2 separate regions of the Homo sapiens genome follow, and region 1 is linked to region 2. A link is an interaction called in ENCODE POLR2A ChIA-PET data of the cell type or tissue named here. Cell type or tissue: endothelial cell of umbilical vein. All regions are shown on one strand. Links, peaks and the distances in the headings refer to the core of each region. The heading gives the core; the rest is flanking DNA.

Region 1 (5,316 bases), core at 1-5,000, 100 kb after region 2:
GAGAAGGCTGAGGGGGAACTCATGGATGCCAAGTGGCTAAACAAAGCCCAAAAAGGTTCAGTGACCTGCCTTAAGTCACACAGCCACTAAGTGGCAGAGCTGGGGCTTGAACCCAGGTCTGTCCAGCTCTGGGGCAGGTGTTCTGGGAACTGCTGGCAGCCCCCACTTGCTGGTCACCGGCTGACTCTCCCCAGGCGCTCCCCTCCTTCTGCCCATGGCCCCTTCCGGCTCAGGCCTGGCCTCTCCCCCAGCACTGATCAGCCTCCTCCGGGCCTCCAGCCCTCCCCTTCCATCTGCTCTCACTGTTCTGAGGGCAGGCCTCGTCTTCTGCCTTTGCCCAGGCTGTTCCCTCTACCCCAGCACTCCTTCCCTCCTCTGCACGGCGGAGTCTTGCTTATCCTTCATGAATGGCCTAGATGGCCTTTCCTCTTCCAGGAGGCCCTGCTGAACTCTCACAGACCTTGTACTCACCACGGGCAAGGCCCCTCTCCCTTCTGTGTCTGTTTCCCCATCAGTAAATATGAGGATTGCATTCGGTCATCTCTAGGACTTTCCCATCTTGGACATTCTGGGATTCCTCGGCCCACATGTGGGGACCCTTTGTCCCTGTCAGTGCCCCAGCCCCCTGCTGCTCTGTCCCCAACTACATCTCATGAAAACACTCCCTGTCTAGCCTCAGCCCAGCTAGAGGAGCCACCAGTCTGAACAGATGATTTGTCACTAGACAGAAGAACTGAGAGCAGTGGAAGGATGTTTGCATTTTATAGGGACCTTCAATGTCTTCGCATCCCACATTTGGGAAGAAATGCAGCCCCTGCTGGCTCCCATGCCCCACCCTTTAGGGTAGGGAGAGCAAGTCAGGGCCTTAGTTTTAGTCCCCAAGTTTAAGCCTCTGCCCTTTGCTGAGCCTGTTTTCATCTGCATAATGGACGTAATCATTCCACTGACCCAAGGGCCCTACAGGCCTCCACTAAGATAAGACACTGGAGGGAGAGCCTGACCCACAGGAGGCACATGGCCAACAGACCCCTATTCCTCCACGAGCAGCGTGTCTGATGCCCAGTGGGGGTTCGAGTATTTCAGCATTTATCCTAGGATTCTAAAAATCAAATGATCTTGACATCTCTCATAATATTTAATTAAAGATTAAATATGGCTGTGTGTGGTGGCACACGCCTGTAATCCCAGCTACTCGGGAGGCTGAGGCAAGAGAATCGCTTGAACCCAGGAGGCAGAGGTTGCAGTGAGCTGAGATTGCACCACTGCACTCCAGCCTGGGCAACAGAGCGAGACTCTGTAAAAGGTTACACATAAAGATAGGCTTATTAGATTGGTTGGAGGGTCCTTCCAGTATTTAGAAGTAGAAGAAATAGAAAAAAGCTATCTCCAAGACAACAAAACAAGGCTGGGCACAGCAGCTCATGCCTGTAATCCTAGCACTTTGGAAGGCTGAGGTGGGAGGATTGCTTGAGCCTAGGAGTTCAAGACCAGCCTGAGCAATATAGTGGGATTCCATCGCTACAAAAATAAAAAATTAGCCGGACATGGTGGTGTGTGCCTGTAGTCCCAGCTACTCAGGAGGCCAGGGTGGGAGGAGCACTTGAGCCGGGGGCCTGGGTGGTGGGGAAGGCGGGGGTCAAGGCTGCAGGGAGCCATGATCACAACCACTGCACTCCAGCCTGGGCAACAGAGTGAGACCCCATCTCAAAAAAATAAAAGAAAACAGCCCCATCATTTTGGTAACCCCTTATTAGAAATATAGGGAAAAGTTAGAAGTACCTTTAGGTAAGAGGATTATTTAAAATTCCCCAAAGATCAAGACAGCTTCTAAGAAGGGCTGAGTCGGTGGCCATGGGAGACGCTGCCGGCTGCCTGGCTGGGAGTCATGGGGTGTTGGTGGGGTGGTGACCAAGGCATGCACTGACCTCCTTCCTGCCCCCACAATAGGCAGTGCAACAAGACATCCAACGGAAGCGACAGCTGCGACCTTATGTGCTGCGGGCGTGGCTACAACCCCTACACAGACCGCGTGGTCGAGCGGTGCCACTGTAAGTACCACTGGTGCTGCTACGTCACCTGCCGCAGGTGTGAGCGTACCGTGGAGCGCTATGTCTGCAAGTGAGGCCCTGCCCTCCGCCCCACGCAGGAGCGAGGACTCTGCTCAAGGACCCTCAGCAACTGGGGCCAGGGGCCTGGAGACACTCCATGGAGCTCTGCTTGTGAATTCCAGATGCCAGGCATGGGAGGCGGCTTGTGCTTTGCCTTCACTTGGAAGCCACCAGGAACAGAAGGTCTGGCCACCCTGGAAGGAGGGCAGGACATCAAAGGAAACCGACAAGATTAAAAATAACTTGGCAGCCTGAGGCTCTGGAGTGCCCACAGGCTGGTGTAAGGAGCGGGGCTTGGGATCGGTGAGACTGATACAGACTTGACCTTTCAGGGCCACAGAGACCAGCCTCCGGGAAGGGGTCTGCCCGCCTTCTTCAGAATGTTCTGCGGGACCCCCTGGCCCACCCTGGGGTCTGAGCCTGCTGGGCCCACCACATGGAATCACTAGCTTGGGTTGTAAATGTTTTCTTTTGTTTTTTGCTTTTTCTTCCTTTGGGATGTGGAAGCTACAGAAATATTTATAAAACATAGCTTTTTCTTTGGGGTGGCACTTCTCAATTCCTCTTTATATATTTTATATATATAAATATATATGTATATATATAATGATCTCTATTTTAAAACTAGCTTTTTAAGCAGCTGTATGAAATAAATGCTGAGTGAGCCCCAGCCCGCCCCTGCAGTTCCCGGCCTCGTCAAGTGAACTCGGCAGACCCTGGGGCTGGCAGAGGGAGCTCTCCAGTTTCCAGGCAAGGCGGCTTCCGATTGATGTCCCTTCTCCCCCCGCGCTCCCCCCACACCAGGCCCTGGCCCTGATCTCCCTGTAAGAGCTCTTGGTCAAGGGCGAGGACAGACGTCTTGAAACATAAACCCAGCTGGCAGCATCTTTTTTCCTCAGGGACACACACGCAGGCGCAGCTCAAAGCCTGGCCGTGTTGTCAGGCCTGCCTGCTAAGCTGGCTTCAAGGGAAAACACTCCCTGGGCAGCTGGGATGCAGACTTCGGGGAGGTGGTGCAGATCCAGGCTCTAGCTAGCCCTGGTGGGTTTTCTGCGTGACCCTGGGGAGGGCTCTCTGCCAGCTGCAGTTTCCCCATTTGTAAAATGGGAGTGGTGGGGAGGAAGGCTGAAGGTTGGGAAAGGCCTCGTGCCTGGAGGCTGGCAGCATTGGACGTGTTGAGAAGTGGTTGGATTCTGGTTCTGTTTTGAAGGGGGAGCCAACAGGATTTGTTCTCTTTTTGCATGTGGGGTGTAAGGGGAAGGAGGCCCAAGAATGACTGCCGGGGTTTTGGCTGGAGCACTGGGAAGGCTGAAGGGGCCGAATGCCGACATGGGGGTGGGGAGAGGCCTGGGGTTCAGATTTGGGCCCGTGGGGATTGTGATACAGTTTACGCTCCTAGTGGAAATACTGAGTGGCCGGGCAGATATCCGGGTCTGGAGTGCTGGGGAGCGGCCAGGGCTGGAGATCCACATTTGGGTGTCATCGCTAAGGGAGTGTGTGGGATAGAAGAGTAAAGAGGACCAAGGCCTGGGGCACTCCTGCCTTGGAGGCTGGGGAGATGAAGCTCAGAGAAGACACAGGAGACAGAAGGAACAGCCAGGGAGGCAGGAGGGAGGTCGGCGGTCCTGGCTGTTGCCAAGTGAAGACAGGGTGCCAAGGGGAACAGGATCACCGCAGGCACATCACTGTCCCTCTGAGCTTCCGTGTCACCTCCCTCATGGAGGCAGCACCAGTAACCAAGAGATGAGTAAGTGGGGTATCCCCAGTGCCTGGCCAGGGCAGGTGGCCCCGAAACAGAAGCAGTGGTTCATCACCTGGATCTTGCTGTGGCTGGGGTGTAAGAGGATGTTATAATCCAAATCTCTGCATGCACCAGAGAGACTCGGACTTAGTACCAGTGCTCTTCCCTCCCCGAGCCGGCTGAGGACTGAGACACCACCTGGAGGGGCTGGGGCAGAGCGGGGCCTTGCACAGGATTTGGAGAAGTGAAGCCACATCCTTGGGGGTGGGATGGCATGGATGACCCCTCAGGGGCTGGACCCATCCTGAGTGGGAAGAAGGGGGCCTTCTGTGGCCATCCTCGAGGCCCTGCCTGAAAGCTTGCAGTGCGGACAGCCAGAGCCACAGCGTCACCAGCTGCAAGGAACCTCAAGATAAGTCTTCTGGTGTGTTTTGCAGATGAGGAAATTCAGAGATGGGAAGGGCCTTCCTGTGGTCACAGAGCTGATAAGGGGCTGGGAACGGGGGGAGGTGGAGCCTTCCCGGGTGGGGCCCCTGCCAGCCCCTCTGTTGAAAACCCCCAGCCTCCCTGGAAGGAGCCCCTGGAATGTGCGCTCTCCAGGCCCAGGGCTTCCCTGCTTCATAGCTCTCAGCAACCTCCTAGCCCACAAAACCAATCCCCAGTCCCTAGCCTGGAACACAAGGCCTGTCCCCCAGGCGATTCTTCCAACAGCATTTCCTGCAACTCCCAGCTGCTCAGCCTGCCTGCCCTCTGGGCATCTGCTGTTCTCCCTCGCCAAGAGTGCTGTTTTCCCTGCTGGAATCCCACACAACCCTCACAGCCCTCTCCACAAAACCTTCCCCAGTGCCCTAGGTGGAAGGGATCTCCCCCTCTTCAGGCACCCCACAACCCTCTGAACATTTAAAGCAGCCATCACCCTCCTTCTCAAGCTGCCAGCCAATGCCCTCTTCTGCAAAAGCCAGGTAAATGGCTCCCTCCTCCAGGAAGCCCTCCCCAACTACCCTCAGCCTGGGTCAGGGGCCTCCTCTGGGTTTCCACAGCCTCTGTGCTCCCTGCAATGTTTCATGGAACCAAGGTGTTGTGGAGGCCTATGTTGTGTCATATCATCTGTCTTCCCCACCTGTCTGGGGCCTTTTCATGGGCTGGGACCAGCCATATGCACCAATGGGCCCTGGGATCTGGGGGGCAGCACAACAGGGCTGGGTATAAAACATACCTCCAAAATGTTGGATTTGGGAGTGTCCTTTGGACCTCTGTCAGGACAAGTAAATGGGGAAACCAGACCAAGGACCCAGAATGGCTCTCAGAAAGGGTGGCCACATGATATAACTGCTACCATTTATTGTGCACCTGCTGTGTGACCTTCTAAACACAGTGGCCCAAGTCATCACAGCAGCCCTCCGAAGTGAGTATTGTTACCATTGACAGAGGAGGAAACTGAGGCTCTGCAAGAAAAGGCGGCTCGCT
Region 2 (5,361 bases), core at 195-5,194:
GCGGGATACATTCAGTGATGTGCCGGAGCCAGCTTGCAAGAGTCCATGACATGTGACGGGGCACGGTGGCTCACGCCTATAATCCCAGCACTTTGGGAGGCCAAGGCAGGCAGATCACTTTGAAGTCAGGAGTTCGAGACCAGCCTGGCCAACATGGTGAAACCCTGTCTCTACTAAAAATACAAAAATTTGCTGGGTGTGGTAGCAGGCGCTTATAATCCCAGCTACTCCGGAGGCTGAGGCAGAAGAATCGACTGAACCCGGGAGGCGGAGGTTGTAGTGAGCCGAAATTGCACCACTGCACTCCAGCCTGGGTGATAGAGGGAGACCCTGTCTCAAAAAAAGAGTCCATTACATGCATCTCTTCCCAACTCTGCGTTCCGGGGCATTGCATTGGTAGTTTCAAATAGGCCACAGTGGGATTATTGACACCATAGAATTTGGCAAATGTTACAAATCAGGACTTTTCCTTTCTTTCTTCCTTTTTTTTTTTTTTTTTTTTTTAAGGAATTCTCACTCTGTGGCCCAGGCTGGAGTGCAATGATCCTATCTCGGCTCACTGCAACCTCCGCCTTGCATGTTTAAATGATTCTTCAGGAGAATGGCATAAACCCGGGTGGCGGAGCTTGCAGTGAGCTGAGATCGCGCCACTGCACTCCAGCCTGGGCAACAGAGCAAGACGCTGTCTCAAAAAAAAAAAAAAAAAGATGATTCTCCTGCCTCAGCCCCCTGAGTAGCTGGGACTACAGGTGCCCGCCACCATGACTGGCTAATTTTTGTATTTTTAGTAGAGACTGGGTTTCACCATGTTGGCCAGGCTGGTCTCGAACTCCTGGCCTCAGGTGATCCAGCTGCCTCGGCCTCCCAAAGTGCTGGGATTACAGGCGTGAGCCACCTCGCCCAGCTTTTTATTTATTTATTTTTTTTTTTTGAGAGCTGGTTGTTATACATTTACCAGCACACCACTGGATATGTCCCTAAGAGTAGATTGCTGGTTCATAGGAGATGTTCAGCTTTATGTGTGACACAGTGTTCCAAAGTATTTGTACTCAGTTATACTCGCCCAGCATTGTGTGAGCTCCAGGTGCTTCACATCGTCACCGTGGAGAGGTTTTCATGAGGTGTAGACAAGTTCACTGTGGGGAGGGAGGGGAAGGCGGGTCATTCAGGGGATGCCCACCGTCTGGCTGGGCTTCTGGAAGTGCCATTTCTGAGAGAACCCAGGGAGAGCGGGTTTGAGGATGGATGGGCATGGGGAGTCTGCAGGGCCTGGGGGCATCCAGGGGTCATCAGCTGTGTGTGTGCATCGCACATCTGTTCACCTGCTGCCCCCTCATCCCTGCCCCAGGCTTCACCCCTGTGCCTCCCCTGGCCCCCATCCTCTCCATAGCCTCCCCTTCCTGCCTCCTCTTCCCCTTTGTCTAGGGTTGTGAGGGCACCTGCAGTGAACCTGGCTTTGATGGTCCCTTCCACCCCAGGCACTGCCATGATTCAGTGTGGGACCTGAGACAGGTCATGCTCCGCTCTGGACCTCAGTGTCCCCTTCTGTACACTGGGATCCTGGGCAGAGGTTGTGGGGGGCAGACCTCGAGGTCCTGGTCTCCAGGGGCTGCAGGCTCTTGTTCTCCACATCATGGTTTGTGAAGCTCTTCACCCCTTCCAGAGTGAACTGCTCGCTGAGCCCCAAGCATTTGTAGCCTTGCCACCTGCTTATTATCTAAGATTTGTTGAGGGCTTTGCAGTGAGAAACACCTTACTTCCTCTGCTCCTCCCGTAGCCCTGTTCTCTCTGCACCTGGGGCCTAGGTCCAGGCATTTGCTGGGGCCAAATGGCCTTGAGAGTGGCCGAGTCAGAATGCAAACCCGGATGTGGGATGACAGTGTCCAGGCTGGCAGAGCCATAGGCAGTGCTAGGGCATGCTGACTTGGTTCCCCTGTGGCCAGCTGAGGTCCTGGCACAGAGGAGATGTCGCTGGAGGTCTGTGGAATCAAAGAACACCCTGCTCCTGCCCCGCTCCTTTGTGCAGGGCTGGATAGGCAGGAGGACTTGGACGGAGCCTGTGGATGGGCTGACTGTGTGGTCGGGGAGGCGGGGGCACAGCTCTGACCAGCTGGGTCGTGGGGGGTGGTGCATAGACGACTCCGAGACCATGGCCCATTTCACCGGAGCAGTTCTCTGCGAAGGCAGGAAGTGGTTTGTATTTTCAGAAGGAAATGAGCAGGGCTTGCTCGTGGGGAGCTCTAGACAGCTCTGGGAAAGGGCTCCAAGGGAAACAGGCCCCGGAGGGGAGGCCAGCGCCAGCCCCTCCCTGTGAGGCGGGCAGGTGTTGACCAGCAGGGCTGACAAACGAGCTGACCGTGTCCCTTCCCTGACATTGCTGAGAGATGCCTCCCTCCAGAGGGGGTTTCTCTGGCGCTGAGACTCCAGGAGGTGCACGTGGGCCAAGCAGGAAGGGGAAAGGGGCCTAGACTCCTTTCACCACCTCAGAGACCCTACAAATCAGGACTGGCAATGGGAGGGCTAGGTCTGCTGCTCTCCTGCCCAGGAGGTGGAGCAGGAGGTACCAGAGGGGGAGGAGAACTGGCTGGGGCTGTTTGGAGATCAGAGTATCCCTTCGATTCTGCTATTCATCCATCCTTCCTTCCACCTTCCACCCTGTTCCACACCAACCCCAACTGAAGTCCCCGTGCTGGGAGTGCAGACACAGAGATGGAGATGGAGCAGGCTCAGGCTCTGACTCCAAGGGGCTCCAGACCTGGTGTGTGCGTAGGGGGTTGGGTGGGAGGCTGACTAGTAGGGAGCTAATGACACAGGGTGCCCTGAGGCTGGTGACCAGCCCTGCCTGAGGGGCAGCAACAGCTTCAGAAGAGGGTAAGGTGTGAGTTAGCTCTTGATAGGTATAGGAGGCCATCAGGGGAGCAGGCAGGGAAGTGACCCTTCGGGGCACTGTGGGTGGAACCCTGCTGGGTTCTCAGGCCCCAGGGAACTCTAAGAAGGTGAGGGGCAGGAGGGGGTTGCAGGCCTGGGCTGGCAGGAGAGCAAATCCCTGTGTTCTGGTTCTGCCTTAGTCCCTGATGGTTCTCAGTGTTGGGCCCGCCAGGAGCAGCCTCCGCCCTGCCCCAGGAGGTGGAGAGGAGCTCTGAAGACAGCCCTGGGCAAGGGCTTAGGCCCGAGGCAGGCGTGGCTCCCTGCTTGCCTTGCTCTGGGATCTGAGCGGTGCTGCTTTCTGCCGCCTCGACCTCATGGGACTCACAACCTGGTGGGAGACGGTCATAGCCTCACAGATGGCCACCATGGAGATGGCTCTGCAGGGAGGGGTGGAAGAGAGCGAATTTGTCAGAGGAGGAGCCAGGGGAGGGCATGCCAAGCAGAGGAAAAAGCTTGTGGAGGCCGAGGCAAGAAGGAGCAGGTTCAAGGCCAGTGTGGCTGGAGCGCAGGAGCCTGGAGAGAGGATGGGAGGTGAGGCAGCCATTCTGTGTAGGGTCAGAAACCCTTGAAAAAGAGAAGCGGACATGACCAAGTGTGCAGTTTTCTGTGCCAGGGCCTGGGCTGTGCAGCAGGGTGATGGGCAAGCATGCCCTGGCCTTGCTCTAAGGCTGGAGAAAAGATTTTTTTTTTTTTTTTTGAGACAGTTTCACTCTTGTTGCCTAGGCTGGAGTGCAATGGCCCAATCTCAGCTCACTGCAACCTCCGCCTCCTGGGTTCAAGTGATTCTCCAGCCTCAGCCTCCCTAGTAGCTGGGATTACAGGCATGCACTACCACGCCTGGTTAATTTTGTATTTTTAGTAGAGACGGGGTCTCACCATGTAGGCCAGGCTGGTCTCGTACTCCTGACCTCAGGTGATCTGCTCACCTCAGCCTCCCAAAGTGCTGGGATTATAGGAATGAGCCACTGCGCCTCGCTGAAGAAAAGAATTTTTAAGTAATTCACCATGGCTCCTGGATGACAGCGAGACCAGTAAGGAGACTTTTGCAAGTCCAGATGAGTGGTGGGGGGACTTGGTGCTGAAGGTTGTTCCCAGATGTCCAGCTTGATGCCCAGGGGGCCGTGGGTATAAGATGGGAGACTTTGGGAGGCAACTATAGAGAGGGGTGCCAGAAGTGATGAGCTGGTCTTGGAAGGTAGATGAGCCTGTGAGATGTCAGGTGGCCCCTGTGGCTCTGGAAAGAGAGGCCTGAGATATACAGGGAGGTAGAGATAAAGATTGCCCAGGAGAAATGGCCAGAGAGTATAGAAGGGCTCGGTGCAGAGCCTGAGTAGCTCCTGAAAATTTGCCTCCTTATTACCTCCTTGCTCCTGTGCAGGCCAGGGCCCCTGCCCCTCCCTGGGCTCTGGGCTTCCAGTCTCACCCGTTCCAAGCCATCCTTGCCAGCAGCCAGGAGAGCCCTGCTGCAATGCCAACTAATTGCATGTCTCTAGCAGCACCCCTGTGCCTAAGCCTGGCTCTATCTGGCCTCTTCTACAATCCAGTGCTCTTCTCCAGCCCTTCTACCCTGTGCTGCCTCCTAGTGAAGGGTTAGATGTGTCATTCTGCAGCCCTTCTGGTGGCTTCATTCAGCCTTTGGGGCTTCGTGTATGTTTTCCTACTGTGAGGCAGGAACCCCCACTCCCTTGTCCATCTGATGAATCCTACTCATCTTTCAAGATTCAGCTCAGTGCCACCTCCTCTGAGAAGCCTTCCTTGGTTAGCCCATTTCCCCACAGAGTTAGGTCCCCTTCCCTGGATACCCCAGCCTCCTATATGCTCAGATCACTGTGTTTCAGAGGGTGTCACCTTCCGCCATCCCCAACAGCCTGGGAACCACCTGAGGGCAGCTCACAGGCCAGGCAGGCACAGGGCAGGAGCTCAGGAGGGGAGCTGAATCATAAGGCAAATTAAGTCTCTGTCCGGCAGGAACCTGGCCAAGGAGATGTGCTGGAGGGGTTTCCTGTCCCAGAGAGTGTGGTGGGCGTACAGTGCTAGGCACCCGCTAGGCTCCACAGAGAGAATGAGGAGGTGGGAAGATTGGAGGTAGGAGACATTAGCATAGCTGGGGCCCAGCAGATCCCTAGGGAAAATGGATGCCCTTCCCATTTGGCATGTGCGTGCAGGTGAGGATTGGACAAGCTGAGAGAAGCCTGCTAGGCAGGGGGCAGCATGAGGAAAGGCAAGATGGCAGCACCACATGGAGAACCAGTGTCGGGGCAGAGAATAGCAGGAAGTGACACTGGGGAGGGGGCTTTTGAAAGGCCCCTTAGAAACAGCTGTTCCCCTCGAGCCTCACCTCGGCCGGGCCCTGAACTTGGTGGTGTCTTAGTCTGTTCAGGCTGCTACACCAGATCCCCATAGACTGAGTGACTTAGACAACGAGCTAGCACT

What was found. Peaks named below come from ENCODE experiments on the same cell type or tissue, not always from the same donor. Only the 100,000 strongest peaks of a DNase experiment are listed, where the experiment ranks them.
Region 1: POLR2A ChIA-PET joins it to region 2 with 12 read pairs; 4 of 35 experiments call an interaction of 5 or more read pairs at or near these places.

The regions. Positions count from the first base shown.
Region 1 is chr11:76,183,871-76,189,186 of GRCh38, reverse strand. It overlaps WNT11 (Wnt family member 11), which reads left to right. Exons shown (of 5, transcript NM_004626.3): 5 at 1,948-2,862. The coding sequence ends at 2,122. Among named protein-coding and RNA genes, the nearest start is that of WNT11, 20 kb to the left of the region's middle. RefSeq lists enhancers at 1,726-2,505, 3,287-4,067, 4,068-4,849 and a silencer at 4,221-4,410. In endothelial cell of umbilical vein, for the core only: no CTCF peak of the experiment used is centred there; no DNase peak of the experiment used is centred there.
Region 2 is chr11:76,285,203-76,290,563 of GRCh38, reverse strand. All of the region lies in intron 1 of LOC105369395 (a long non-coding RNA gene), which reads right to left. Among named protein-coding and RNA genes, the nearest start is that of TRP-TGG2-1, 52 kb to the right of the region's middle. In endothelial cell of umbilical vein, for the core only: no CTCF peak of the experiment used is centred there; a DNase peak (open chromatin) is centred at 2,203.